Regions from separate parts of the Homo sapiens genome. Here all the other regions are linked to region 4. Evidence: chromatin contacts called from ENCODE Hi-C or POLR2A ChIA-PET data. All regions are on one chromosome and are shown on one strand. Each heading gives the region's core, a stretch centred on a gene start or an enhancer-like site at or near the end of the contact. The rest is flanking DNA. Distances are from core to core; before and after follow the strand shown.

What was found. Hi-C counts contacts between places; a loop is a spot of excess contacts on that map. ChIA-PET counts read pairs that join two places held with the same protein, here RNA polymerase II (POLR2A). Pooled maps may share reads with other maps.
Region 1: a pooled map shows a loop between it and region 4 (6-fold over the local background). The contact joins the promoter of ZNF431 here to the enhancer-like site in region 4. A Hi-C loop is called at or near these places in 5 of 50 pooled maps. POLR2A ChIA-PET finds 5 or more read pairs at or near these places in 4 of 52 experiments (GM10248, OCI-LY7, WTC11 and 1 more).
Region 2: a loop to region 4 is called in a map of CD4-positive, alpha-beta T cell, with 15 times the contacts of the local background. The contact joins the promoter of ZNF714 here to the enhancer-like site in region 4. A Hi-C loop is called at or near these places in 1 of 168 maps with a recorded cell type or tissue (CD4-positive, alpha-beta T cell) and 6 of 50 pooled maps. POLR2A ChIA-PET finds 5 or more read pairs at or near these places in 3 of 52 experiments (H1 and WTC11).
Region 3: a map of naive thymus-derived CD4-positive, alpha-beta T cell shows a loop between it and region 4 (7-fold over the local background). The contact joins the promoter of ZNF430 here to the enhancer-like site in region 4. A Hi-C loop is called at or near these places in 2 of 168 maps with a recorded cell type or tissue (dorsolateral prefrontal cortex and naive thymus-derived CD4-positive, alpha-beta T cell) and 9 of 50 pooled maps. POLR2A ChIA-PET finds 5 or more read pairs at or near these places in 4 of 52 experiments (CD4-positive, alpha-beta T cell, PC-9 and WTC11).
Region 5: a map of naive thymus-derived CD4-positive, alpha-beta T cell shows a loop between it and region 4 (22-fold over the local background). The contact joins the promoter of ZNF85 here to the enhancer-like site in region 4. A Hi-C loop is called at or near these places in 1 of 168 maps with a recorded cell type or tissue (naive thymus-derived CD4-positive, alpha-beta T cell), 1 of 37 single-sample maps with no recorded cell type and 10 of 50 pooled maps. POLR2A ChIA-PET finds 5 or more read pairs at or near these places in 7 of 52 experiments (CD4-positive, alpha-beta memory T cell, OCI-LY7, PC-9 and 3 more).
Region 6: a pooled map shows a loop between it and region 4 (5-fold over the local background). The contact joins the promoter of PBX4 here to the enhancer-like site in region 4. A Hi-C loop is called at or near these places in 1 of 50 pooled maps. POLR2A ChIA-PET finds 5 or more read pairs at or near these places in 2 of 52 experiments (activated B cell and naive thymus-derived CD8-positive, alpha-beta T cell).

Annotation. Positions count from the first base shown.
Region 1 is chr19:21,139,458-21,143,776 of GRCh38, reverse strand. ZNF431 (zinc finger protein 431) reads right to left here and starts at 1,737. Exons shown (of 5, transcript NM_133473.4): 1 at 1,591-1,737; 2 at 134-226. The coding sequence starts at 1,593. RefSeq lists enhancers at 1-450, 1,232-1,711.
Region 2 is chr19:21,080,848-21,085,496 of GRCh38, reverse strand. ZNF714 (zinc finger protein 714) reads right to left here and starts at 3,294. Exons shown (of 5, transcript NM_182515.4): 1 at 3,149-3,294; 2 at 1,428-1,519. RefSeq lists an enhancer at 2,806-2,955.
Region 3 is chr19:21,018,045-21,022,238 of GRCh38, reverse strand. It overlaps ZNF430 (zinc finger protein 430), which reads right to left and starts at 1,582. Exons shown (of 5, transcript NM_025189.4): 1 at 1,436-1,582. The coding sequence starts at 1,438. RefSeq lists enhancers at 707-1,298, 1,299-1,892.
Region 4 is chr19:20,236,858-20,241,529 of GRCh38, reverse strand. It overlaps LOC105372310 (a long non-coding RNA gene), which reads left to right. Exons shown (of 7, transcript XR_007067164.1): 2 at 893-1,030; 3 at 1,740-2,548; 4 at 2,980-3,242. Among named protein-coding and RNA genes, the nearest start is that of ZNF486, 72 kb to the right of the region's middle. RefSeq lists enhancers at 2,305-2,823, 3,335-3,845. Within about 2 kb of position 3,054, at least 17 of the 41 ENCODE cell types and tissues checked have a DNase peak (open chromatin) inside an H3K27ac peak, as active enhancers do; they include OCI-LY7, where a contact is called at or near this core.
Region 5 is chr19:20,920,848-20,924,966 of GRCh38, reverse strand. It overlaps ZNF85 (zinc finger protein 85), which reads right to left and starts at 1,716. Exons shown (of 4, transcript NM_003429.5): 1 at 1,564-1,716. The coding sequence starts at 1,566.
Region 6 is chr19:19,616,413-19,620,757 of GRCh38, reverse strand. It overlaps PBX4 (PBX homeobox 4), which reads left to right and starts at 2,071. Exons shown (of 8, transcript NM_025245.3): 1 at 2,071-2,247. The coding sequence starts at 2,129. RefSeq lists a silencer at 2,080-2,289.

The sequences.
Region 1 (4,319 bases), core at 488-2,987, 900 kb before region 4:
GACAATCCAGGGGGCATACATTATTTCTGTGTTTTCCCATCAGTGCCAGCATCGGACTGGCTGACCAGCAATGTGTCCCCAAGAAATGAAAGCTGGGTTGGGCGTAGACAATTTTAATGTCTCAAGAGGTTACCTTTTCAAAATAAGAGTAAACTAGAAGATTCCTCTCAGCCCCAGGGCATCCACTTGCTTCCTTGAGAGGATACACTCCATATTTCAAGTCGTCCTATGGAAGAAAATAAACCAGAAGCTGATATTCACTAGGCACTTTAGCTGACATAACCACGGTGGATATCTTAGTTCATCCCCAGACAGCACTGAAACCCACGACCAGAAAAAAACTAAAAGGTGGCTGAGGACACATCACCCCATAAAGTTTCCAAAGGAAAACCTTGACCGAAAAACATTCTGACAAGATCTCTGTGCCTAGAGAAGATACAAGGAGAAAAGGCACAGAGAGTTTTAACAATACAGTATCAGGGGATTATTCTTTGCTTTCTTCTCATGGGAAATATTTACAGATATTTTTTTTAAAAAATCTTTTAAAAAACTTTTTGAAAAGCGTCATTTAATGCTTTGTCAAAAAATAATTAAAATACGGTATAGAAAAGTACACTAAAAGACAAATAGGCGATAACGTGAATTAGGGAGGAAAAGCTGGCATTTGGAAACACCAGAAGGAACTGGAAATTTAGTATCTTACTGCAAGCCAGAGGGAGGCTGGAGAAATGAGGAATGGGGGTTAGACTTAAGACCCTGCTTGGGACACAGGTGAAAAATGCAGCGGAAAATCAGCTCCCCATGGACTGTGAAAATAATTAAAAGGCAGGCAATTAGACGGAGGTGTCTTTAGTCCCTGGGTTCCTACTTTAAAAAAATCTAACTGACGTACATTTTTCAGTAAATTACTACATTGAGAGAAACAAAACTCAGCCCTAACCAACTATAAACTGCCAATTAACCTCTGATTACATAATCAGGAAATTTTCACCTTTATTGTACAAATTAAGAAACTATGTAACTCTACCTAACCAATTACTGAATTTGGTTTTCTTCATCATGCTTTTTATAAAAGTCTTTTCTTCAAGTCCCGCCCATGAAGCACAAATTACAAACCACAGCTGGGTGCTCCACAATTTTTGAATCACTCTTTGATTAAATTATTTAATGTTTTTATAGTGACTCCCATATATTTTTAACAGAAGACAAGAGGAACTGGGAACTCCACGGAACAAAGCTCTTCCCATTCATGAACCCGCACCCCGAGTCAGAACTGTCCCCTGAAGACCCTCCCGTGGTCCCTGCACAATCTGGGAAAGACGCGGTGCTGCGGGTGCAGAGCTGCCCAGAGAGGGCTCCAGGCCAGGGCACAGTCACTGTGCAGTGAAGAGACAGGACGCCTGGGGTCCCGACTGTCAGCACAGCCGCCATCTTATGGCTGGAGGGGACTGAGGCCGAGCTGGGCAAGGAGAACTCGGGGCGCAGACTGTGGAGCTGACTGCGGGGAGGCCTGAGTCCCGCCACAGCCACTTCCCACCGGTTACAACCAGCCCTTCCCCTCTCTCGGGATGTCCGACCCGGCACTCTCACCATTTCTAGGCTTTCAGGGGGTCCCGGTGTCTTAGCTGTGGGTCTCCCAATACCTGCAGGTCACAGGGCCACAGATGTTGGGCCTCTAGGAGCAGAGGACACAGAGCAGCGAAGGGGAGACCTGGAGCTCAGGCTGCGGCGAGAGACAAAGGCCCCGCCACATCCCGGAAGCCGTCCTGTCCGCTCCAGCTGCGTGCCTGATTGGACGGTTCCCAGCCTAGCGTCGCTGATTGGATAACGTTTAAAACCCCACCTTCTCAGGCCCTGAGTGACAGAAGATGCGAACAGATGCTGGGCTGAGTGAAGAAAGAGTGACAGCTTAGGCTGCCGTCTTTTCAGGCAGGGCTTCCTCCCAGAGCTTAGCCAGGCCCACCCCAGAGGGAATTTGTATTTAACCTTGTGTGTAAAGTCACATGCATTTATAAATAACATACTGTATGCCTATTCACAAATGAAAAGAATATAATAACAATTATTTTAAAATTTCGGATTTTATGACCTTCCCGGCTTCTGGTCTTTCAGCAGGCCGTCTGAAATTTTAGAACGGAGGTAATTTTCTGAAATAAAATGTGAGCCATATGTAAATTTTAAATTTTCTAGTAACCAAACTTAAAAAAAAAAAGTAACAGGTTGAATTGATTGTAACAATTTAATTAACCCAATATATCAAAAAATTTTCATTTTAATGTGTGAGAAATATGTGATTATTAATAAAGTATATAAATATTTGAAACTAAATCTTTGAAACTAACTCTGTATTTTACCTTTCTAGCACATCGCAGTTCAGACCAGGAACATTCCAGGCACTCAGGAGCCACACATGACCAAAGCTTCCACATTGAAGTGCAGCTCTGATGTCGGGAGGTGAAGGGCCCCAGCAAACCTTTTCTGCCAGAGGTGAAGGAAAAGCCTCTCCCTACCAACATCTCCCTTCAGTTCTGAGGGTGGAACAGATAGTGGCCATAGAAAGAGCAGAGGGCAGCAAGAACAAAATAACCACAAGGAGACCACTGATAGCCACCTGTTGCCCATTTTCTTCCAGAGATCAGACAGTGAAGAAAGAATGTTGGGGCCACAGGATAATAAAACTCTGTGTCTTCAGATCTGTCCACACTCTTGACCTCAAATGTTTAGATATGGAGAAAACAGATTAAAGGCAAAACTTATTTTGCTATTGGCCTTGGCCCTAATGGTCAGGCCGTAGTTATCTGTTTTCTCCTGTGGTGTGTGGGACTGTGTGGGTATAAGCACCAATCACATGCATACATGTCTACGTGTATTTCTGCATTACTCAACATTCTCTTACAAGTCACCCAACTTTAAATCAGGGGAAAAAATCAGTACCTATAGGGTGCCCACTGTTAGAAGGTAACTAGTAATCAACCTGTCATAGAATCCTGGTGTCCTATCTGCACGGGGTGCATGTATTAGTTAGCTATTGTAGCATAACAAATCGTCCAAAACTTATTAGTTCATAATTGAGATGGTCAGCCATTTAGGCTAGACTGAGTGGGGCCGTTCTTCTAGTCTCAGCTGAGCTCTTTGAGACACGTATCATCAGCTGCTTGTTGACTAGCCAGCTGTGCTTCTGGGGGTGAGCTTCTAGTTCTGGGGCTGTCAACAGGGCACCTTGCTTCTCCTTCCCATGGTATCTTATTTTCCAGCTGGCTAACATGGCTTTATTCAGGGAGATGGCAGCATTCTGAAAGAAAAACAGAAGCATTCAAGACCATTTGAGCCTGGGCCCCAAACTAGCCCACTGTCATGTTCACAAGTTTCTACCACTCTGAGCCAATAAGGCCAGCCAGATCTAGGGTTTGGAAAACAGATTCTGGATCTTGATGGAAACAGTTGTAAAAGCACCTGGCAATGGGCATGGATACAGAAGAGATTAAAAATTGCCACCATTTTGCAATTAGTACCAATCTACCTCTTTTCCATATGTGGTTCATAGAACTCTTTCACATCAAGAAAATTGTCCAAAGACCCACAGATACTAAGTGGCTGGGCTGAGACTCAGGATTAACTCTGTCTGACTCCAAAGCCCATGTACCTCCATAGATCACACTACAAAGTAGCTGCCCTGCCCTAGACCCTTGAAATCCTGGAGAGTGACACTTGTACAGAAGAAACCAGATTCCTTCAGATTTGTGCTCAGTACTGTTTATCATTGGGAATAATCATCTCAAGAAATTGCAGAAGCACTAGCTGGCTCACACCTGTATTGTTAGCACTTTGGTAGCCTGAGATGGGAGAATTACGTGAGCTCAGGAGTTCCAGTGCAGCCTGGGCAACATAATAAGATGCTGTTTCCATGAAAAATAAAATAAAATAAAATTTAGCCAGCCATGGTGGTGCATGCCTGTAGTCCCAGCTACTTAGATGGCAGAGGCAGGAGGATTGCTTGAGCCTGGAAGGTGAAGGCTGAAGTGAGCCATGATTGGTTACACCACTGCAATCAAGACTGGTTGATAGAGTGAGACCCTGTCTCAAAAAAAGAAAAGAAATTGAAGAAGCATTTTGAAAAGACATAGAATAATTTAAGGAAATAGCTGAGGGATGAGTTTAGGAAATCGAGGCCCAACAACACATTATTTATTTTTCATCATATAAAAAAATTTGAAAACTTTTAAGAGAAAGAAACTTTTTTTTTTTTTTTGAGACCAAGTCTTGCTCTTTTGCCCATCCTGGAGTGCAGTGGCCTAATCTCTGCTCACTGCAGCCTCTGC
Region 2 (4,649 bases), core at 2,045-4,544, 840 kb before region 4:
GGAAGGAAATTTTAAGGTACTTACATTTTATACCTCAATAAAAAAAGCAAAAGTATCTACTCCTTTATGAAAATATATCTATTATTGTATTGTTTTCATTAAAAATCATGTAGTAAACAATTAGTCATATGGGAACACTTCTAGGTGGTACCAAGTTTCATCTCATAAAATGTAGCATGAAACTCAGAAATCAAGATAACAGGATGTGAACACAGATATTCACTGTCAAAAATCCTATCCTGCAGATAGAGCAACTGATGTTTTCATGAATCTATGTTTACTCACCAATTATCTACCACATTTTCTTATGGACATGTATTCATTTTCTACAGCCAAAATAGAATAGAGATTTTCCCTATTCTTTTCCTCGGTAGCTAGCATTCTAAAAGCTGAGCCTTGAAATTCTGTTTGAATTCACCTAGCCATAAAAAACAAACACACCTGAGAAACCTTTTAAACTCACTCTGGGAAAGAAAAAGGTAAATGAGAATTTTTAACAAATGGAATATATAATTAAGCATTAATTTCTTTTTCTAAAACCCATCTCTTTTATGCCCTTTGTAAATATTTTCCTGCTGGCCGGGCGTGGTGGCTCACACCTGTTATCCCAGCACTTTGGGAGGCCAAGGAGGGCAGATCATCTGAGGTCAGGAGTTTGAGACCAGCCTGGCCAGCTGAGGCAGGAAAATCACTTGAACCCAGGAGGTGGAGGTTGCAGTGAGCCGAGATCATACCACTGCACTCCAGCCTGGGCAACAAGAGTGAAACTGTCTCAAAAAAAAAAAAAAAAAAAATTTCCTACCTTTCAAGCCCTACTAATATAATGCAATTTACAGCTAAAAAACTGAGGTCAAAATAAGTGAACAAATCTCTTCAAGGTGACAAATCCAGAAGTGGCAATGATGGTTAAATAACAGATGTGTGTGACTCATGTTTCAAGTCAGGCTATTCAGTCACTTGAGAGATTCTTCCACCCACTCCTACTCACTTATGTGCTCAAGAAGCACCCATTCAGGAGACACTGCAGTATTTCTCGGTGGCTGCTCCAGAGGCATTTTACTTTGCAAGCTCTTACACCATCTCAGTTAACCTTGCTGATGGCTATGGGTGACAGAATTAGGCATCTACAAGACCATAGGACATGGGGATCTTTTTCTTCTCCAAAAGGGAAAACTTAAGTGCTAATGGAACTGCTGGAAAAAATCCTGACTGCTGGAGTCAGGTTTTTTGTGTTTTTTGTTTGTTTGCTTGATTTTTTTTTTCTTTTTTGGTCTTTTGGGATACTATTTTTTCTGTCACAATTTTTTTTTCTTTTTAACACTATTTTTTCTTTCACTACATTTATTTCATTATATTTCTACCCCTTAGACAATCCAGGAGGCAGATGTTATTTCTGTGTTTTCCCCTCAGTACCAGCATCTGATTACCTTTTCAAAGTAAGAGTACACTAGAAGCTTCCTCTCTGCCCCAGGGATCCACTTGCTCCCTTGAGAGGATACACTCCAGACCTCAGGTCGCCCTATGGAAGAAAATAAACCAGAAGCTGATATTCACTAGGCACTTTAGCTGACATAACCATGGTGGATATCTTGGTTGATCCCCAGACAGTACTGAAACCCACGACCAGAAAAAAACTAAAGGGTGGCTGAGGACACATCACCTCATAAAGGTTTCAAAGGAATACCTTGACCCAAAAACATTCTGACAAGATCTTTGTACCTAGAGAAGATACAAGGAGAAGAGGCACAGAGAAATTTTACAATACAGTGTCAGGGGATTATTCTTTGCTTTCTTCTCATGGGAAAGTTACAAACAGGTAACAAACCTTTTAAAAAGCGTCATTTAAAGCTTTGTCAAAAAATAATTAATTAAAATATGGTATACAAAAGTACACTAAAAGACAAACAGGTGATAACGTGAATTAGGGAGGAAAAGCTGGCATTAGGGAATGCCAGGAGGAACTGGAAATTTAATATCTTACTGCAAGCCAGAGTGAGGCTGGAGATATGGGGGACGGGAGGTTAGATTTAAGACAGTGCTTGGGACACAGTTGAAAAATGCACCAGAAAATCAGTTCCCCATGGAGTGTGAAAATAATTAAGCGGCGGGAAATTAGACTGAGGTGTCTCTAGTCCCTGGATTCCTACTTTTAAAAAAATCTGGCTGGGCGCGGTGGCTCACGCCTGTAATCCCAGCACTTTGGGGAGGCCGTGGAGGGCAGATCACCTGAGGTCGGGAGTTCGAGACCAGCCTGACCAACATGCAGAAACCCGTCTCTACTAAAACCACAAAATTAGACGGGCGTGGTGGCGCATGCCTGTAATCCCAGCTACCTGGGAGGCTGAAGCATTGGATCGCTTGAACCCGGGAGGCAGAGGTTACGGTGAGACAAGATCGCCCCATTGCACTCCAGCCTGGGCAACAAGAGCGAAACTCCATCTTAAAAAAAAAAAATCTAACTGAGGTGCATTTTTAGTAAATTACTACATTGAGAGAAACAAAATTCATCCTTAACCAACTATAAACTGCCAATTAACATCTAATTACATAACCAGGAAATTTTCACCTTTATTTTACAAATTAAGAAACTATGTATCTGAACCTAACCAATTACTGAATTTGGTTTTCTTCATCATGCTGTTTATAAAAGTCTTTACTTCAAGCCCCGCCCATAAACCATAAATTACAAACCACAGCTGGGTGCTCCACAATTTTTGAATCACGCTTTGATTAAATGCTTTAGTGTTTTAACGGTGACTCCCATACATTTTCAACAGAAGAGGAACTGGAACCCCACGGACCCATTCATAAACCCGCACCCCGAGTCAGGATTCTACCCCTGGGACCCTCCAGTGGTCCCTGCACAATCCGGGAGAGACGCGCCGCTGAGGGTCCAGAGCTGCCCTGAGAGGACTCCAGGTCAGGGCCCAGTCACTGCGCAGGGAAAAGACAGGACGCCCGGGATCCCGCAGTCAGCGCAGCCGCCATCTTATGGCTGAAGGGGACTGAGGCCGAGCTGAGCAAGGAGAACTCCGGGCGCAGATTGTAGAGTTGACTGCGGGGAGGCCTAAGTCCCACCACAGCCACTTCCCACCGCTTACAACCCGCCCCTTCCCCTCTCTCGGGATGTCGGACCCGGCACTCTCACCATTTCTAGGCTTCCGGGGTACCTGGCGTCTTAGCTGTGGATCTCTCAATACCTGCAGGTCACAGGGCCACAGAGGCTGGGCCTCTGCGAGCAGAGGACACAGGGCAGTGAAGGCGAGACCTGCAGCTCCAGCTGCAGCGAGAGACAAAGGCCCCGCCACATCCCCGAAGCCGTCCTGTCCGCTCCAGCTGCAGGCCTGATTGGACGGTTCCCAACCCAGCGTCGCTGATTGGATAACTTTTAAAACCCCACCTTCTCGTGCCCTGAGTGACAGAAGATGTGATCAGTTGCTGGGCTGAGTGAAGAAAGGGTGACAGCCTAGGCTGCAGCCTTCTCAGGCAGGGCTTCCTCCCAGAGCTGAGCCAGGCCCACCCCAGAGGGAATTTGCCTTTAAACTTGTGTGTAAAGTCATATGCATTTATAAATAATATATGGCTCTTCACAAAGGAAAAAATATAATTTTATAATAACAATTATTTTAAAATTTCAGATTTTATGACCTTCCTGGCTTCTTTCTGGTCTTTGAGCAGGCAGGCTGAGATTTTAGAAAGGAGGTAATCCTCTGAAATAAAATGTGAGCCATATGTGAATTTTAAGTTTTCTAGTAGCCAAACTTGAAAAAGAAACAAGAACAGGTTGAATTGATTGTAACAATTTAATTAACCCAATATATCAAAAAAATTTTCATTTTAATGTGTGAGAAATATGTAATTATTAATAAAGTATATAAATATTTGGAACTAAATCTTTGAAACTAACTCTGTATTTTACCTTTCTAGCATCGCACTTCAGACCAGGCGCCACACATGGCCAATAACTGCCACATTGAAGTGCAGCTCTGATGTCAGCGGTGTGAAGGGCCCAAGCAAACCTTTTCTGCCAGAGGTGAAGGAAGAGCCTCTCCCTACCAACATCTCTCTTCCGTTCCGGGGGTGGAACAGATAGTGGCCAAAGAAAGAGGAGACGGCAGCAGGAATAAAATAATTACAAGTAAAGCACTGCTGGATGAGATCACAGGCGCGCGCCACCATGCTCGGCTAATTTTTTGTATTTTTAGTAGACACGGGGTTTCACCATGTTGGCCAGGCTGGTCCTGAACTCCTGACCTCAGGTGATCTGCCCGCTTTGGCCTCCCAAAGTGTTGGGATTACAGGCGTGAGCCACCGCACCCAGCCTCAAAATGTTTTTTCTTTCTTTTTTTTTAATTTTAAAAAATGATGGGAACATGTCAAAGGGAGCCAGCCTGAAAGAACTCCCAATGGTCCATCCTGGAACAATGTTAGCATCCAAATGAATAATTAGAGCACTGACCTATAAAATAAATCAAGTCAAATAAATAAATACCCATGCATTTACACTGATACACAAAAAACTTTAAATAAATAAAAAAGAAAAAAGGATAGGGAAATTTTTTTTTACAGAATTCCAAATACTAATCAACATAGATAAAATGCTAAAGAAACCATCACAAAACCACCAGTTATTATTGTATCCAAGGTTA
Region 3 (4,194 bases), core at 333-2,832, 780 kb before region 4:
GAAAATCAGTTCCCCGTGGAGTGTGAAAATAATTGAGTGGCAGGCAATTAGACTGAGGTGTCTCTAGACCCTGGGTTCCTACTTTTAAAAAGATCTAACGTGGCTGGGCGTGATAGCTCACGCCTGTAATCCCAGCATTTTGGGAGGCCAAGGCAGGCGGATCACCTGAGGTCAAGAGTTCGAGGCCAGCCAGGCCAACATGGTGAAACCCCGTCTCTACTAAAAGTACAAAAATTAGCTGGGCAGGGTGGCAGGCGCTTGTAATTCCAGCTACTCAAAAGGCTGAGGCAGGAGAAGCTTGAACACAGGCAGCGGCAGAAGTTGTAGTGAGCCGAGATTGTGCCACTGCACTCCAGCCTGGGCGACAAGAGCGAGACTCCATCTCAAAAAAAAAAAAAAAAAAAAAAAAAAAAAATCTAACTCAGGCGCATCGTTTTGAAAATTACTACATTGAAAGACACAAAATTCAGGCTTAATCAACTGTATACTGCCAATTAAGGTCTGATTACACAACCAGAAAATTTTCACCTTTATTGTACAAACTAAGAAACTACATAACGGTACCTAACCAATTACTGAATTTGGCTTTCTTCATCATGCACCTTATAAAAGTCTTTCCTTCAAGCCCCGCCATGAACAACAAATTACAAACCACAGCTGGGTGCTCAACAGTTTTTTAATCACTCTTTGATTAATTTCTTTAATATTTTTGTGGTGACTTCTGTACATTTTTTTTTTCCGAGACGGAGTCTTGCTCTGTTACACAGGCTGTAGTGCAGTGGCGCTATCTCGGCTCACTGCAATCTCCACCTCCCAGGTTCAAGTGATTCTCCTGCCTCAGTCTCCCAAGTAGCTGGGACTACAGGCGTGTACCACCATGCCCGGCAAATTTTTGTATTTTTAGTAAAGACGGGGTTTCACTATGCTGGCCAGGCTGGTCTTGAACTCTCCTGACTTAGTGATGCGCCCGCCTCGGCCTCCCAAAGTACTGGGATTACAGACGTGAGCCACCCCTCCCGGTCTGTACATTTTTAATAGGAGAAAAGAGGAACTAGGAACCCAGGACCAAAGTTCTTCCCATTCATGAACTCGCACCCCAAGTCAGGATTCTCCCGTGACGATTCTCCCGTGACGATCCTCCCGTGGTCCCTGCACAGTCTGGGAGAGACGCGGCGCTGCGGATGCAGAGCTGCCCAGAGAGGGCTCCAGGCCAGGGCACAGTCACTGCGCAAGGAAGAGACGGGACGTGCTGGGGCCCGCCTGTCAGCGCAGCCGCCATCTTAAGGCTGATGGGGACTGAGGCCCAGCTGGGCAAGAACTCGGGGCGCAGATTGTGCAGCTGACTGCCGGGAGGCCTGAGTCCCGCCACAGCCACTTCCCACCCATTACAACCAGCCCCTCCCCTCTCTGGGGATGTCGGACCCGGCACTCTCACCATTTCTAGGCTTCCAGGGGTTCCTGGCGTCTTAGCTGTAGATCTCCCAATACCTGCGGGTCACAGGGCCACAGAGCCTGGACCTCTAGGAGCAGAGGACACAGAGCGCTGAAGACGAGACCTGGAGCTCAGGCCACAGCGAGGGACAAAGGCCCCGCCAAACCCGGAAGCCGCCCTGTCCGCTTCACCTGCGTGCCTGATTGGACGGTTCCCTGCCTAGCGTCTCTGATTGGATAACATTTAAATCCCCGCCCCCTCAGGCCATGATTGACGGAAGATGTGATGAGATGCGGGGCTGAAAGAAGAGTGACAGCTTGGGCTGCATCCTTCTCTGACAGGGCTTCCTCCCTGAGCTGAGCCAGGCCCACCCCAGAGGTTATTTGCATTTAACCTTGTGTGTAAGGTCATATGCATTTATAAATAATATATGGGGCCGGTCACGGTGGCTCACGCCCGTAATCCCAACATTTTGGAAGGCTGAAGCGGGCAGATGACCTGAGGTCGGGAGTTAGAGACCAGCCTGACCAACATGGAGAAACCCAGTCTTTATAAAAAATATAAAATTAGCGGGTTGTGGTGGCCCATGTGTGTTATCCCAGGTACTCGGGAGGCTGAGGCAGGAGAACCGCTTGAACCTGGGAGGCGGAGGTTGCGGTGAGCCGAGATTGTGCCATTGCACTCCAGCCTGGGCAACAAGAGCACAACTCTGTCTAAAATATATATATATATATATATATATATATTTATTTATATATATTTATTTATATATATTTTTATATATTTATTTATATATATTTTATATATTTATATATGTATTTATTTATATATTTATATATTTATATATTTATTTATATATATTTATATATATTTATTTATATATATTTATATATATTTATTTATATATATTTGTATATATTTATTTATATATATATTTATATATATTTATATATTTATTTATGTATTTATATACATTTATATATATTTATATATATTTATATTTATATAATTATATATATTTATATATTTATATATATTTATATATATATTTATATATTTATATATATTTATATTTATATACTTATATATATTTATATATTTATATATATTTATATATATTTATATATTTATATATATTTATATATTTATATATATTTATATATAAATATTTATATATTTATATATATATATTTATATATTTATATATTTATATATATATATTTATATATTTATATATATTTATATTTATATATTTATATATTTATATTTATATATTTATATGTATATATTTATATATATTTATATTTATATTTATATATTTATATTTATATATATTTTTTATATTTATATTTTTATATATTTTTATATATTTATATATTATACATATTTATATTTATATATATTTATGTTTTTATATATATTTATATTTTTATTTTTATATATTTTTATATATATTTATATTTATATATATATAGTGGCTATTCAAAAATGAAAAGAATGTAACAATAATTATTTTAAAATTTCAGATTTTATGACCTTCCCGGCTAAAGGAGGCAGCCTCAGATTTTAAAAAGATGGTAATCTTCTGAAATAAAATGTGAGCCACATGTGAATCTTAAATTTTCTAGTAGACAAACTTGAAAAAGAAACAAGGAACAGGTTGAATTGATTGTAACAATTTAACCCAATATGTCCATAATATTATCATTTTAATGTGTGAGGAATGTGTAATTATTAATAATGTATATAAACATTTGAAACTAAATCTTTGAAACTAACTCTGTATTTTACCTTTCTAGCACATCGCAGTTCAGACCAGCCACATTCCAGTCACTCAGGAGGCACACGTGGCCAATAGCTGCCACATTGAAGTTCAGCTCTGATGTCAGGGGGGTGAATGAACTGAACATCCCTTTTCTGCCAGAAGTGAAGGCAGAGTCTCTCCCTACCAATATCTTTCTTCAGTTCTAAGGGTGGAACAGATAGTGGCCATAAAAAGAGCAGATGGCAGCAGGAGTAAAATAACCACAGGTAGACCACTGCTGGCCACCTGTTGCCCACTTTTCTTCCAGAGATCAGACAGTGAAGAAAGAATGTTGGGGCCACAGGATAATAAAACTCTGTGTCTTCAGATCTGTCCACACTCTTGACCTCAAATGTTTAGATATGGAGAAAACAGATTAAAGGCAAAACTTATTTTGCTATTGGCCTTGGCCCTACTAGTCAGGCTGTAGTTACCTGTTTTCTCCTGTGGTGTGTGGGACTGTGTGGGTATAAGCACCAATCACATGCATACATGTCTACCTGTATTTCTGCATTACTCAACATTCTCTTACAAGTCACCCAACTTTAAATCAGGGGAAAAAATCAGTACCTATAGGGTGCCCACTGTTAGAACATAACTAGTAATCAACCTGTCATTGAATCCTGGCATCCTATCTGCACTGGGTGCATGTATTAGTTAGCTATTGCAGCATAACAAATCATCCAAAACTTATTAGTTCATAATCGAGATGGTCAGCCATTTAGGTTGGGCTCAGTGGGGCCATTCTTCTGGTTTCAGCTGAGCTCCTTCAGTCATATGTCGTCAGCTGCTTGTTGACTAGGCAGCTGTGCTTCTGGGGGTGATGTTCTGCTTCTGGGGTTGTCAATAGGGACACCTTGCTTCTCCTCCCCATGATACCTTATTTTCCAGCTGGCTAACATGGGCTTTTTTCCAAGGTGATGTCAACATTCTAAAAGAAAAACAGAAGCACTCAAGA
Region 4 (4,672 bases), core at 1,805-4,304:
GGTGAGCCAAGATCGCACCGCTGCACTCCATCGTGGGCAACAGAGCAATATTTTGTCTCAAAAAATAAAAATATAAATAAATAAATAAATACAACCTTGTAAATAAACAAAATTTGTCATTTTTGACCTCTCAAGATATACATGTATATTTTGTAATCTCTTGTAATTTTTTGAACTTTTTATATTTTATTTTTATCTGCATTCTTTTTATTTTTTCAATTTGAAACCACCTTTAAGTAATTTCACATTGTTATAGGAAACAAAAAGATATCATTTAGTGATAACCTCAGTGGCTCACGCCTGTAATCCCAGAACTTTGGGAGGCCTAGGTGGGTGGATCACTTGAGGTCAGGAGTTCAAGACTAGCCTGGCCAACATGGTGAAACTCCATCTCTACTAAAAATACAAAAAATTAGCAGGTTGTGGTGGTGCACTTTTGTAGTGCCAGCTACTCTGGAGACCGAAACAGAAGAATCGCTTGAACCCAGGAGGTGGAGGTTGTGTAAGGCCCAAGAGGTTCACCTTGCCCTTTGCCTAGACAGAGCTGATTCATCAAGACAGGCGAATTTGTGGAGGAAAAGTTAAATAATAAATTTGAACTCAATTGAACGTGGACACAAACAATGGTCACCGAGTCCCAGAACAGGTTGTGTGAGCCCCTTCAAGCGTTCATTCAGTGCTGTTTTGGAGAAATCTCTATTTCAATCTATTCCTATGCATTAGTTATTGAAAAACAATAGGCAATCGCAAAAACAAGTTGACATTTTTATGTTCCTCGTGCCGGGTCATGAAAGGCCCTCGTGACTAGGCCTCATGCGAAACAACTAGTTACAAAAGAGCTAGGATACCAGACTGGGCTGAAGCTTCATGAGACCTCTTCTCATCTGTGCAGGAATGAGCGGCCGACTCTGGAGCCCAAGCTGTTGCTTCCCATCTGGTGGTGAGGCCTCCACTGTCTGGTGAGTGCAATGTCCGATGCTAGAGCCCAGGCTGTTGCTTCCCACTCTGGTAGTGAATCCTCCATAGTCTGGTGAGTGTAAATATATATATATTTTTTCCTTTCTCCTCTTCCCATTGCAATTTGCTTATTATATCAATCTACTTGTTATATCAATCTGCTTATTATATTGATTTGCTTATTACATAATTTGCTTATTATATCTGCATTGCTATTTACGTGGAATGAAGCTTGTTTACCCTTAAAGGTATTGTGTGTGTGTCTTTCCTTCTCCCCCTCGTGCGTTTCCCGCACAGAACACTTTTGGTGTCACAAACAGGATTCAAAAACAAAAGTGTGCCACTTTTTAGCAACAAGGGCAGGGCGGGAGGCTCGAGGACTTCCCATATCCCCGGATGGAAACTCCCCCAGTTCTCTCCCTTGGCAATTGAATGGTCAAGGGGAACCGGACTTTGTAAGAATTGGGAATCTAAATTAGTGCAATTTAGACCTTTGTGCGTGAAGTGCTGCAGGGAATTCCAGTCAGCAAAGGAGACGCTGAGGGGATCTCCCAGAGTGGATGGTGTTTCCTTACTGCTTATAAGATAATGTGTCAAGATAGGGGCTGGTTGCATCCTATGAAATGCAGGGAAATAATTCATTTTACCAAAGGCTAAGCCTAAAATACTAGAATTTGCAACCCCTACCACTAAAAATGAGGCTCAGAAATTTATTGGCTTGTTTGGATTCTGGAGACATCATATTCCCCACTTGGGTAACATGTTACAACCTCTGCATGCAGCCACCAGAAAACGCTATGACTTTGGGGAGAGAAAGAGATCATGGCTTCCGAACAAGATAAACAAGCAGTGCAACTGGCCCTGGATCTATGACCCATTTGGGATGGTCCCGTAGAACTGCAAGTAACTGTCCTAGATCAACATGCTAATTGGAGCCTTAGGCAGAAACAAGATGGGAAGAGGTACATTTCTGGTTTTGGACCCAGAAACTGCCAGAGGCCAGCAAAGCTTATAACCCTTTCGAGGAGCAATTGTTAGCTTGCTATTGGGCTTTGCTGGAAACGAAACACCTCTGCTTCAACCATGATGTCTTTATGAGGCTTGAAATTCCTATTATGACTTGGGTCATGAGTTCCCCCGAAACTCACCAGATAGGGCACGCCAAGGGGGAGAACTGGGGGAGTTTCCATTCCGGGATTTGGGACGTCCCCAAGTTTCCAGCCTTGGGCTCCAGAGTCAGACACCGCACTCTCCAGGCTGGAAGATTCTCCACCAGGCCAGGAAGCAACAGCATGGGTTCCAGAGTGGGACACCCGCACTCACCAGACTATGAAGGACTCACCACCAGACCAAGAAGCAACAGCCTGAGCTCCAGAGTCAGACACCACCCTCATCAGACTGTGGAGGATTCACCACCAGACAGGGAAGCAACAGCCTGGGCTCCAGAGTTGGCCACTCGTCCGTGCACAGACGAGGAGAGGTCTCATGAAGCTTCGGTGCAGTCTGGGACCACAGCTCTTTAGTAACGAGTTGTTTGGCATAAAGCCCAGTCACAGGGCTCTTCAGGACAGGGCTTAAGGAACACAAAAAGGTCAGCTTGTTTTTGTGATTGTCTATTGTTTTTCAACAATAGTAGCTGTAATCCCAGCTACTCAGGAGGCTGAGGCAGGAAAATCGGGTGAGCGAGACCCCGCCACTGCACTCCAGCCTGGGTGACAAAGCGAGACTCCGTCTCAAAAAAAAAAAAAAAAACATTAGCTTTAGTATTGATAATACACTACTAACAAAGTAAACGTTGATTTTCTCTTGAACAAAAATTTTATGTATTATTAATATGCCAGCAAAATACTTCTGTTCACCTTTTGAATACATTCAAAAGGAGAGTGAGTACAAAAGAGAATTTTCTCATGCTCTGGGGGGGGCCTGGGTCAGCTCAGGAAGGAAGCCCTGCCTGTAAAGGCTGCAGCTTAGGCTGTCTCTCTTCACTTAGCCCAGCATCTGATCACATCTTCTGTCACTCAGGGCCTGAGGGGCGGGACCTAAAGCATTATCCAATCAGAGACGCTGGGCTGGAAACCGTCCAATCAGGCACGCAGCTGGAGCGACGAGGACGGCTTTCCGCTTTTGGCGCGGCCTTTGTCTCTAGCTGCAGCCGGCGTTTCAGGTCTCGTCTTCACTGGTCTGTGTCCTATTCTCCTGGAGGCCCAGCCTCTGTGGCCCTGTGACCTGCAGGTATTGGGAGATCCACAGCTAAAACCCCAGGACACCCTGGAAGCATAGAAATGGTGAGAGTGCCCGGCCGACATCCCGAGACAGGAAGAGGGGCAGGGTGGAACTGGTGGGAAGTGACTGTGGCGGGACTCAGGCCTCTTCGCAGTCAGCTCCACAATGTGCGCCCCAAGTTCTCCTTGCCCAGGTTGGCCTCAGCCCCCTTCAGCCTTAAGATGGCGACTGCGCTGACAGCCGGGCCGCCAGGCCTCCTGTCTCTTCCTCTCGCAGTGACTGTGCCATGGCCTGGAGCCCTTTCTAGGCAGCTCTGCAGCGGCAGCGCCGCGTTTCTCCCAGATTTTGCAGGGACCATGGGAGGGTCGTCAGGGGAGAATCCTGACTCGGGATGTGGGTTCATGAATGGGAAGAGCTTTGGTCCGTGGGGTTCACAGTTTCTCTTTTCTGTTATTAAAAATGTGTGGAATCCGGGAGGTGGAGCTTGCATTGAGCCGAGATTGCACCACCACTCCAGCCTGGGCGACAGAGGGAGACTCCGTCTCAAAGAAAAAAAAAAAGTATGGTGCCAGGTACGAAATGCCAGTAATCCCAACACTTTGGGAGGCTGAGAAGGGCTGATCACTTGAGGTCAGGAGTTGAAGACCAGCCTGGGCAAAATGGGGAAACCCCATCTCTACAAAGAAAATAGAAAAATTAGCTGAGTGTGATGGCGAATGTCTCTAGTCCCAGCTACTCGGGAGGCAGAGGAGAGAGAATCGCTTGAACCCAGGAGGCGGAGGCTGCAGTGAGCTGATATCACACCACTGCATTCCAGCCTGGGTGACAGAGCAAGACTTTGTCCTTTTTTTTTTTTTTTTTTTTTTTGAGACGGAGTCTCGCTGTCGCCCAGGCTGGAGTACAGTGGCGCGATCTCGGCCCACTGCAGGCTCCGCCCCCTGGGGTTCACGCCATTCTCCTGCCTCAGCTTCCCGAGTAGCTGGGACTACAGGCGCCCGCCACCTTGCCTGGCTAATTTTTTGTATTTTTAGTAGAGACGGGGTTTCACTGTGTTAACCAGGATGGTCTCCATCTCCTGACCTCGTGATCCGCCCGCCTTGGCCTCCCAAAGTGCTGGGATTACAGGCGTGAACCACCGCGCCCGGCCTAAGACTTTGTCTAAAAAAATAAATAAATACATAAATTATGGGAGTCACCGCAAAAATATCAAATAATTTAATCAGTCATTCAAGAGCACCCAGCTATAGTTTGTAGTTTGCGGTCCATGGGAGGGGCTTGAAGGAAACATTGATAAGGTGCATGATGAAGAAAACCATATTCAATAATTCAATACGTATAGTTATGTAGTTTCTTTGTACAATTAAGGTGGAAATTTCCTGGTTATGTAATCAGAGCTTAATTGGCAGTTTATGGTTTTTTAAGCCTGAATTTTGTTTCCCGAATGTAGTAATTTAGCAAAAACTGCACTTGAGTTTAGATTTTTATTTTAGAA
Region 5 (4,119 bases), core at 467-2,966, 680 kb before region 4:
CCCATACAGTACTGAAAACCCAGGACCAGGAAAAAACTGAAGAGTGGCTGATGACCCATCACACCATAAAGTCTCCAAACGGAAACCTTGACCCACCAATATTCTGATAAGAACTCTGTGCCTAGGGAAGATAAAAGGAAAAGAGACACAGAGATTTTTTTACAATATGGTGTCAGGGATTATTATTCACTTTCTTCTCATGGGAAATATTTACAAACAGAAGACAATTTTTTAAATAGTGCCATCCAATGTTTTGTGGAAGAATTATTAATTGAAATATAAAATGTACAATAAAGGACAAATAATTGATAATGTGTATCAGAGAGGGGAAGGTGGCATTTGGGAATGTCAATGACACTGGAAATTTAGTATTTTACTGTAAATCAGAGTTAATCTGGAAGAACAGGGAGTAAGAAGTAGACTTGAGACCCTGCTTGAGACATATGTGAAAAATGCAGGGGAAAAGAAGTCCCCTGTGGACTGTGAAAATGATTCAGTGGCAGGCAATTAGACTGAGGTGGCTCTAGTCCCTGGGGTCCTCCTTTTTAAAAAAATCTAACTAAAATTTCATTTTTTAGTAAATTACCACATCGGGGAAAACAAAATTCAGGCTTAACCAACTATAAACTGCCAATTAAATTCTGATCACATAACCAGAAAATTGCCAACACGATCGTACAAATTAAGAGACTATATAACTGTACCTAACCAATTACTAATTTGATTTTTTTATCATGCACCTTATAAAAGTCTTTTATTCAAGCTCCTCCCATGGACCACAAACTACAAACCATAGCTGAGTGCTCTACAATACTTGAACCACTTTTTAAGTTCTTTAATATTTTTGCGGTGACTCCTATACATCTTTTTTTTTTTTTTTTGAGACGGAGTTTCACTCTTATTGCCCAGGCTGGAGTGCAGTGGCGCGATGTAGGCTCACTGCAACCTCCGCCTCCCGGGTTCAAGCGATTCTCCTGCCTCAAACTCCTGAGTAGCTGGGATTGCAGGCGCGCGCCACGACGCCCGGCTAATTTTTGTATTTTTAAAAATTGAGACGGGGTTTCACCATGTTGGCCAGGATGGTCTTGAACTCCTGACCTCAGATGATCCGCCCGCCTCGGCTTCCCAAAGTGCTGAAATTACAGGCGTGAGCCACCACGCCCGTCCCCCCATACATTTTTAACAGAAAAAAAGAGGAACTGGGAACCCCACAGCCCAAAGCTCTTTCATGAACCCGCACCCCGAGTCAGGATTCTCCCCTGACAACCCTCCCGTGGTCCCTGCTCAATCTGGGAGAGACGCGGTGCTGCGAATGCAGAGCTGCCCAGAGAGGGCTCCAGTCCAGGGCACAGTCACTGCGCAGGGAAGAGACAGGACGCCCGGGCCGGCTGTCAGCGCAGCCGCCATCTTATGGCTGGAGGAACTGGGGCCGAGCTGGGCAAAAAGAACTGGAGCGCAGATTGTGGAGCTGACTACAGGGAGGCCTGAGTCCCGCCACAGCCGCTTCCCACCGGTTTCAACCAACCCCTTTCCCCCTCGGGATGGCGGACCTGGCACTCTCACCATTTCTAGGCTTCCAGGGGGTCCCGGCGTCTTAGCTGTGGATCTCCCAATACCTGCAGGCCACAGGGCCACAGAGGCTGGGCGTCCACGAGCAGAAAACACAAAGCAGGGAAAACAAGACCTAGAGCTCAGGCTGCAGCGAGAGACAAAGGCCCCGCCACATCCCGGAAGCCGCCCTATCCGCACCAGCTGCGTTCCTGATTGGACGGTTCCCAGCCCAGCGTCTCTGATTGGATGATATTTAAGGCACCTTCTTTTCAGGCCCTGAGTGACAGAAGATGTGATCAGATGCTGGGCTGAAAGAAGAGCGAGTGACAGCCTAGGCTGCAGCCTTTTCAGACAGGGCTTCCTTCCTGAGCTGAGCCAGGCTCACACCAGAGAGTATTTGCCCTTACCTTGTGTATCAATTTATATGCATTCAAAAATAATATATTATATGGCTATTCACAAATGAACAAAGTATAACAACAATTGTTCTAAAATTTTAGATTTTATGACCTTCCTGTATTCTGGTCCTTTGAACAGGCAATCCTCTGAAATAAAATGTGAGTCACAGGTGAATTTTAAATTTTCTAGTAGCCAAACTTTAAAAAGAAAGAAGAAACAAGTGGAATTGATTGTAGCAATTTATTTAACCCAATATATTCAAAATATTTTCATTTTAATATGTGAGCAATATGTAATTATTAATGAAATATAAATACATTTGAAACAAAATCTTTGAAACTAATTCTGTATTTTACCTTTCTAGCACATCGCAGTTCAGACCAGCCACATTCCAGGCACCCAGGAGCCACACATGGCCAATAGCTGCCACATTGAAGTACAGCTGTGATGTCAGTGGGGGTGGAGGGCCTGAACACCCCTTTTCTGCCACAGGTGAGGGGACAGCCTCTATTTATCAACGTCTCTTTTCAGTTCCGAGGGTGAAACAAATAGTGGCTATAGAAAAAGCTGATGGCAGCAGGAATAAATCACAGGTAAACCACTGCTTACCACCTGTTGCCCATCTTTCTTTCAGAGATCAGACAGTGAGCAAAGGATGATGGGCCACAGGAGAAAAAAAACTATGTCTTCAGATCTGTTCACAGTCTTGACCTTTAATGTTTACATAGGAAGAAAATAGATTAAAGGCAAACTTATTTTGCTATTTGACCTCGACTCTAATGTTCAGGCTGTGGTTACCTGTTTTCTTCTGTGGTGTGGGAAACTGAGTGAATATAAGCACAATCACATGCATACATGTCCACATGTATTTCGGCATTTCTTTTTTTTGAGATGGAGTTTCACTCTTGTTGCCCAGGCTAAAGCGCAATGGTGTGGTCTTGGCTCACTGCAACCTCTGCCTCCTGGGTTCAAGCAATTCTCCTACCTCAGCCTCCCGAGTAGCTGGGATTACAGGCATGCACTACCACGCCCGGCTAATTTTTTGTACTTTTAGTAGAGACGGGATTTCTCCATGTTGGTCAGGCTGGTCTTGAACTCCTGACCTTAGGTGATCCAACCGCCTTGGCCTCCTAAAGTGCTGGGATTATAGGCATAAGCCACCACCCCTGGCCATATTTCTGCATTTCTCAACATTATCTTACAAGACATCTAACTTTAAATCGGGAAAAATATCAGTACTTTTATGGTGCCCAATGTTAGAAGGTAACTAGTAATCAACCTGTTATTAAATCTTGGCATTCTATCTGCACTGGGTGCACATATTAGTTAACTATGGCAGCATAATGAACCATCCAAAACTGATTTGCTCATAATTGAAATGCTCAGCCATTTAGGCTGGGCTCAGTGGGGCCATTCTTCTGTTCTCAGCTGAGCTCCTTCAGACATGTATCATGAGCTGCTCATTGACTAGGAAAGCAGCAGCTGTGCTTGTAGAGGTGAGCTTCTGCTTCTGGGACTGTCAACAGGGATACCTTACTTCTCCTCTTCATAGTATCTTATACTCCAGTTGGCTAATATGGGCTTTTTTCTTTTCTTTTTTTGAGACGGAGTCTCGTTCTGTCGCCCAGGCTGGAGTGCAGTGGTGCGATCTCTGCTCACTGCAAGCTCCACCTCCTAGGTTCAAGTGATTCTCATGCCTCAGCCCCCTGAGTAGCTGGGACTACAGGTGCCCACCACCACACCCGGTTAATTTTTTTGTATTTTGAGTAGAGACGGGGTTTCACTGTGTTAGCCAGGATGTTCTCGATCTCCTGACCTCTTGATCTGTCCATCTTGGCCTCCCAAAGTGCTGCGATTACAGGCACCAGCCACCGTGCCTGGCCTAATATGGGCTTTTTTTCATGAATATGGCAGCATTCTGAAAGAAAAACAGAAGCAGGCCGGACATGCTGGCTCATGCCTGTAATTCCAGAACTTTAGTAGGCCAAGACAGGTGGATCACATTAGGTCAGAAGTTTGAAACGAGTCTGGCCAACATGGCGAGACCTCACCTCTACTAAAAATACAAAAATTAGCTGGGTGTGGTAGCATATACCTGTAGTCCTAGCTACTCAGAAGGCTGAGTCAGGAGAATTGCCTGAATCTGGGAGGTGGAGGTTGCAGTGAGCC
Region 6 (4,345 bases), core at 822-3,321, 620 kb after region 4:
TCCAGGTTTTAACCTGCACCCCGTGGGTCTCCTTCGAGACCATTTCCTCTTGTCGATCTCCCGTCTCCACCAAGTGGCTTCAAATTTTTGTCTCTGCTGGTCCCTGAAGCTTTCAGTGCCCACCCCTCCAAGTTCTCTGAAGGATACTACTTTGTTGGGGTTGGGGGCAGGTTTTGCTCTCTCACCCAGGCTGGAGTGCAGTGGCACAAACACAGCTCACTGTAGCCTCGACCTCCTGAGCCCAACTTATCCTCCCGCCTCAGCCTCCCAAGTAGCTGGGACCATGACCAGCTAATTTAGCTATTTTTTTAATTTTTATTTTTGTAGAGATGGGGTCTCACTATGTTCCCCAGACTGGTCTTGAACTCCTGGGCTCAAGTAATCTCCCACCTCAGACTCCCAAAGTGTTGGGATCATAGGTGTCAGCCACTGCACCCAGCCTGAAGGCCACTACTGTTCAGGCCTCCTGGGCAGTGCTGTGCTTGTGGGTGACCTTTTGAACAGGCACTGGTCTCCGTGGCTCCCATGCAATCTATTACTTTCTGTCATTGGAGCCAAGTGTCGGTTTCCTTCATCAGAGAGCTTTCCCTATTGTCCAGACACTCGGTCAATGTCTTTCATTTTTCACTCCCTGCCGTCCCCTTTGGAGTCTCCCGACGCTCTCCAATCCAGCCATACCAGATGGTGTTTGAATTTCCTCCCCAGCAGCAATGGAGAGAACGTGGGCCCCACCCTGGAAGGGCTCCCAGCCAGCAGGCTGAGGACCTTTTACTGAGCCCACATCTGGAGACTGTCCTCATAGCAAATAGGCTCCAGGAGGTTCTGTGACTTTGGAGAAGAGATTCATGTCCAGGCCATTACTTTTTTTTTTTTTTTTTTTTTTTGAGACCTGGTCTCCGTCAACCAGGCTGCAGTGCAGTGGTGCAATCATGGCTCACTGCAGCCTCAAATTCCCAGGCCCAAGTGATCCTCCCACTTCAGCCTCTCAAGTCCCAAATAGCTGGGACCACAGGCGTGCACCACCACGGGGTCTCACTATGTTGCCCAAGCTGGTCTCAAACTCCCGTGCTCAAGTGATCCTCCCGCCTCTGCCGCCCAAAGTGCTAGGATTACAGGCATGAGCCACCGCCCAGTTCCTTTTCTTGTGCACTAGGAGCCTTCGATGCTGTGTCCTAAGGACTAGAAACAAAGATGTGAGGATTCGCTCTGATTTGGGGTACACTGCAGGGGAGTCTCTCAGTAAACATCCTTCCTTCATTCGGTAACCACGTGGTAGCATTTTCTATGCCCAGAACTGTAATCTGCGAAGATGAATAAACAAGCGAGGTCACTCTTCAGCTGGACCTTGAAAGGTGACTGGAATTGATTTCTGCAGTGGAGAAAAGCGCTGCGTTCTGACCTCCTCGTTGCCATCAACCACGCACGCCTGCGCCCCGCCTTAGCCAGGTGAACGGGGCGTGGAAAGCTCTAGAGGAAGAGCCAGGGGCCCCAGTGGCCCACCTGATGGGGCTGAGGATGCAGGGAGCATTAGGGGGACTGAGCAGGGGTCTGGGGCTTGGGGCTTCTGGAAATGAATGGGGGCTGTCGATCAAGCTATAAGAGGTGTGGGGTTCTGAGGAGGAGGGGGTGGCTTGGAGGAAGAGTTGGGGTGCTCTGGGGAGTGAGGGTCTCTGAGGACCGAGGGCTTTGAGGAGAAGGGGGCCCTGAGGAGGAGCAGGAACTCTGAGGAGATGCGAGTGGGGCTGAAGGAGGCGTGCACCGCGCGAGATGTGAGGGATGGGGGCCTCTGGCTGGAGCGGAGCCAGCGCTGCCCTCTCTCAAGGGGAAGGAGGGCGCTTATGAGAAGTGCCGTTGCCTCGGCAACCCCAAACCCAGTCCAAGCCCGGAGAGGGGGAAGTTCGGGGCGAGTCCCGGGGGCGGTGCGTGGCGCCGGTTGGCTGACGGAGATGAAGGGGCGTGTCTGTAGGCGGTGCAATACACGGGTTGGCTGGCGATAGCGGCGGTGGGCGTGGCTTAGGCGCGAGCGAGAGCGGGCGCGGCGCTCAGGCAGCGGCGGTTGGCTGCGGCGCCAGTGGTAGTGCTCCAGGCTCGACGGCACCCTCACAGCGCCCGCCCGGCCCTGCCGCTCATGGCCGCCCCGCCGCGCCCCGCGCCATCGCCCCCCGCCCCGCGGCGCCTCGACACGAGCGACGTCCTGCAGCAGATCATGGCCATCACCGACCAGAGCCTGGACGAGGCACAGGCCAGGTGCTGCCCGCGGGCTCGGCAGGGGCCACGCAGGGTCGTGGCAGTGAGGTTGGCGGGCTGAGGGGACGGGGCGTGGAGGCCAGACTGACGAGGGGCGCTTGAGGAGGGCTGGAGGGGGGTCCCGAGGACGAAGGGATGTATGGGGTTCAAACGGAACGGGCTGGATAGGCCTTATGGGGCCGAGCAGTGGCGTGAAGGATTTTCAGCAGCTCATCTTGGGGCGAGAAGGTTGGGTTTAGGGGTTTAGGGAGTAGGGCTGAGAAATGGGCACGTACGGGACTTTTGACGAGTGAATGACTAAATGGGTACGTTAATGGGACTCCTGCGGCTGGAAGTTTTTTTGTTGTTGTTTGACACGGTCTTGCTCTGTCGCCCAGGCTGGAGTGCAGTGGCGTGATCATGGCTCACTGCAGCATCCACCTCCCCGGCTCAGTTGATTCTCCTGCCTCAGCCTCCCGAGTAGCTGGGACCACAGGCGCACGTGCAACCACGCCCGGCTGATTTTTTTGTATATTTTGTAGAGACAGGGGTCTCGCTATAGTTGCTTAAACTCCTGGGTTCAAGCACTCATTCCGTCTCGGCCTCCCTAAGTGCTGGGATTACAGGCGCGAGCCACCGAGCCCGGCCTGTGGGTGGGAAGTTTCCAGGGCAGATGATGGAGAGTGAGTGGCTGGGAATGGGACTCAGGAATGTCTGCAGGAGACTGAAGAACTGAACTGGGGTAACTTGGTGTGGGAACCATCGAGAACTTTTGGGAAAAGGGTTAGTAGAGGAGTGGGTGGAGATGGAAGACCTATTTTCTTTTTAATGAATTCAGCAAATTTTTATTGAATCCTTACAATAACTGGATAGGGAACCGGGTGCTGACATAGTCCCTGCTCTCGAGTACATGATTTAGGGGAGGGAATGTAAATAGCAAAAAATAAGGACTGGGTGGAGTGGCTCACATCTCTAATCACAGCACTTTAGGAGGCTGAGGCAGGAGGATTGCTTGAGCTCAGGAGTTCGAGACCAACCTGGACAATGTAGTAAGACCTCGTCTCTACTAAAAATAAAATTAAAAAATTAGTTAGGTGTGATGATGCAAGCCTGTAGTCCCAGCTACTTAGGAGGCTGAGGCTGCAGTGAGCCGAATCAAGCCATTGCACTCCAGCCTGGGTGACAGAGCTAGACCCTGTCTCAAACAAAAGCAAAAAAGTATAAGCCAGGCATGGTAGCATGGGTAGGTAATCCCAGCTGCCTCCCAGTGGGAGGATCACTTGAGTCCAGCAGTTTGAGACCAGCCTGGGCAACATAGTGAGACCATCCTGTACCAATCTGAGAAAAGAAAAAAATAAAATAAATGGCAATAAAAGCTGTAGGGATAGGGGTTGCATGCTATAGGAAGCCAGGTGGAGAAGAACATCTTTGGAGAGGACAGCACCTTCAGAGGCCCTGAGGTGGGAAAGAGGATGTAAAAAGCGGAGTCTGGCTGGGAAGAGAAAGTTCCTAGCCAGGGAGGGAAAGAGTTGAGTTTAAAGGAAGGCTGGGGCCAGGTGCGGTGGCTCACGCCTGTAATCCCAGCACTTTGGGAGGCCAAGGCAGGTGAATCACGAGGTCAGGAGTTCAATACCAGCCTGGCCAACATGGTGAAACCCAGTCTCTACCAAAAATACAAAAATTAGCTGGGTGTAGTGGTGCACACCTATAATCCCAACTACTTGGGAGGCTGAGGCAGGAGAATCACTGGAACCTGGGAGGCGGAGGCTGCAGTGAGCCGAGATCACACCACTGCACTCCAGCCTGGGCGACAGAGCGAGATTCCGTCTGAACAAAAAATAATAATAATAATAAAGGGAGACTGGAACCCAATTACATGGGGCCTACGAATCTCAGTAAAGAGTTTTGTTTGTTCAGCCAGGCACAGTGGCTGACACCTGTAATCCCTGCACTTTGGGAGGCCAAGGTGGGCAGATCACCTGAGGTCAAGAGTTCGAGACCAGCCTGGCCAACATGGCAAAACCCCATCTCTACTAAAAATACGAAAATTAGCTGGGCGTGGTGGTGCATGTCTATGGTCCCAGCTACTTGGGAGGCTGAGGCAGGAGAAACACTTGAA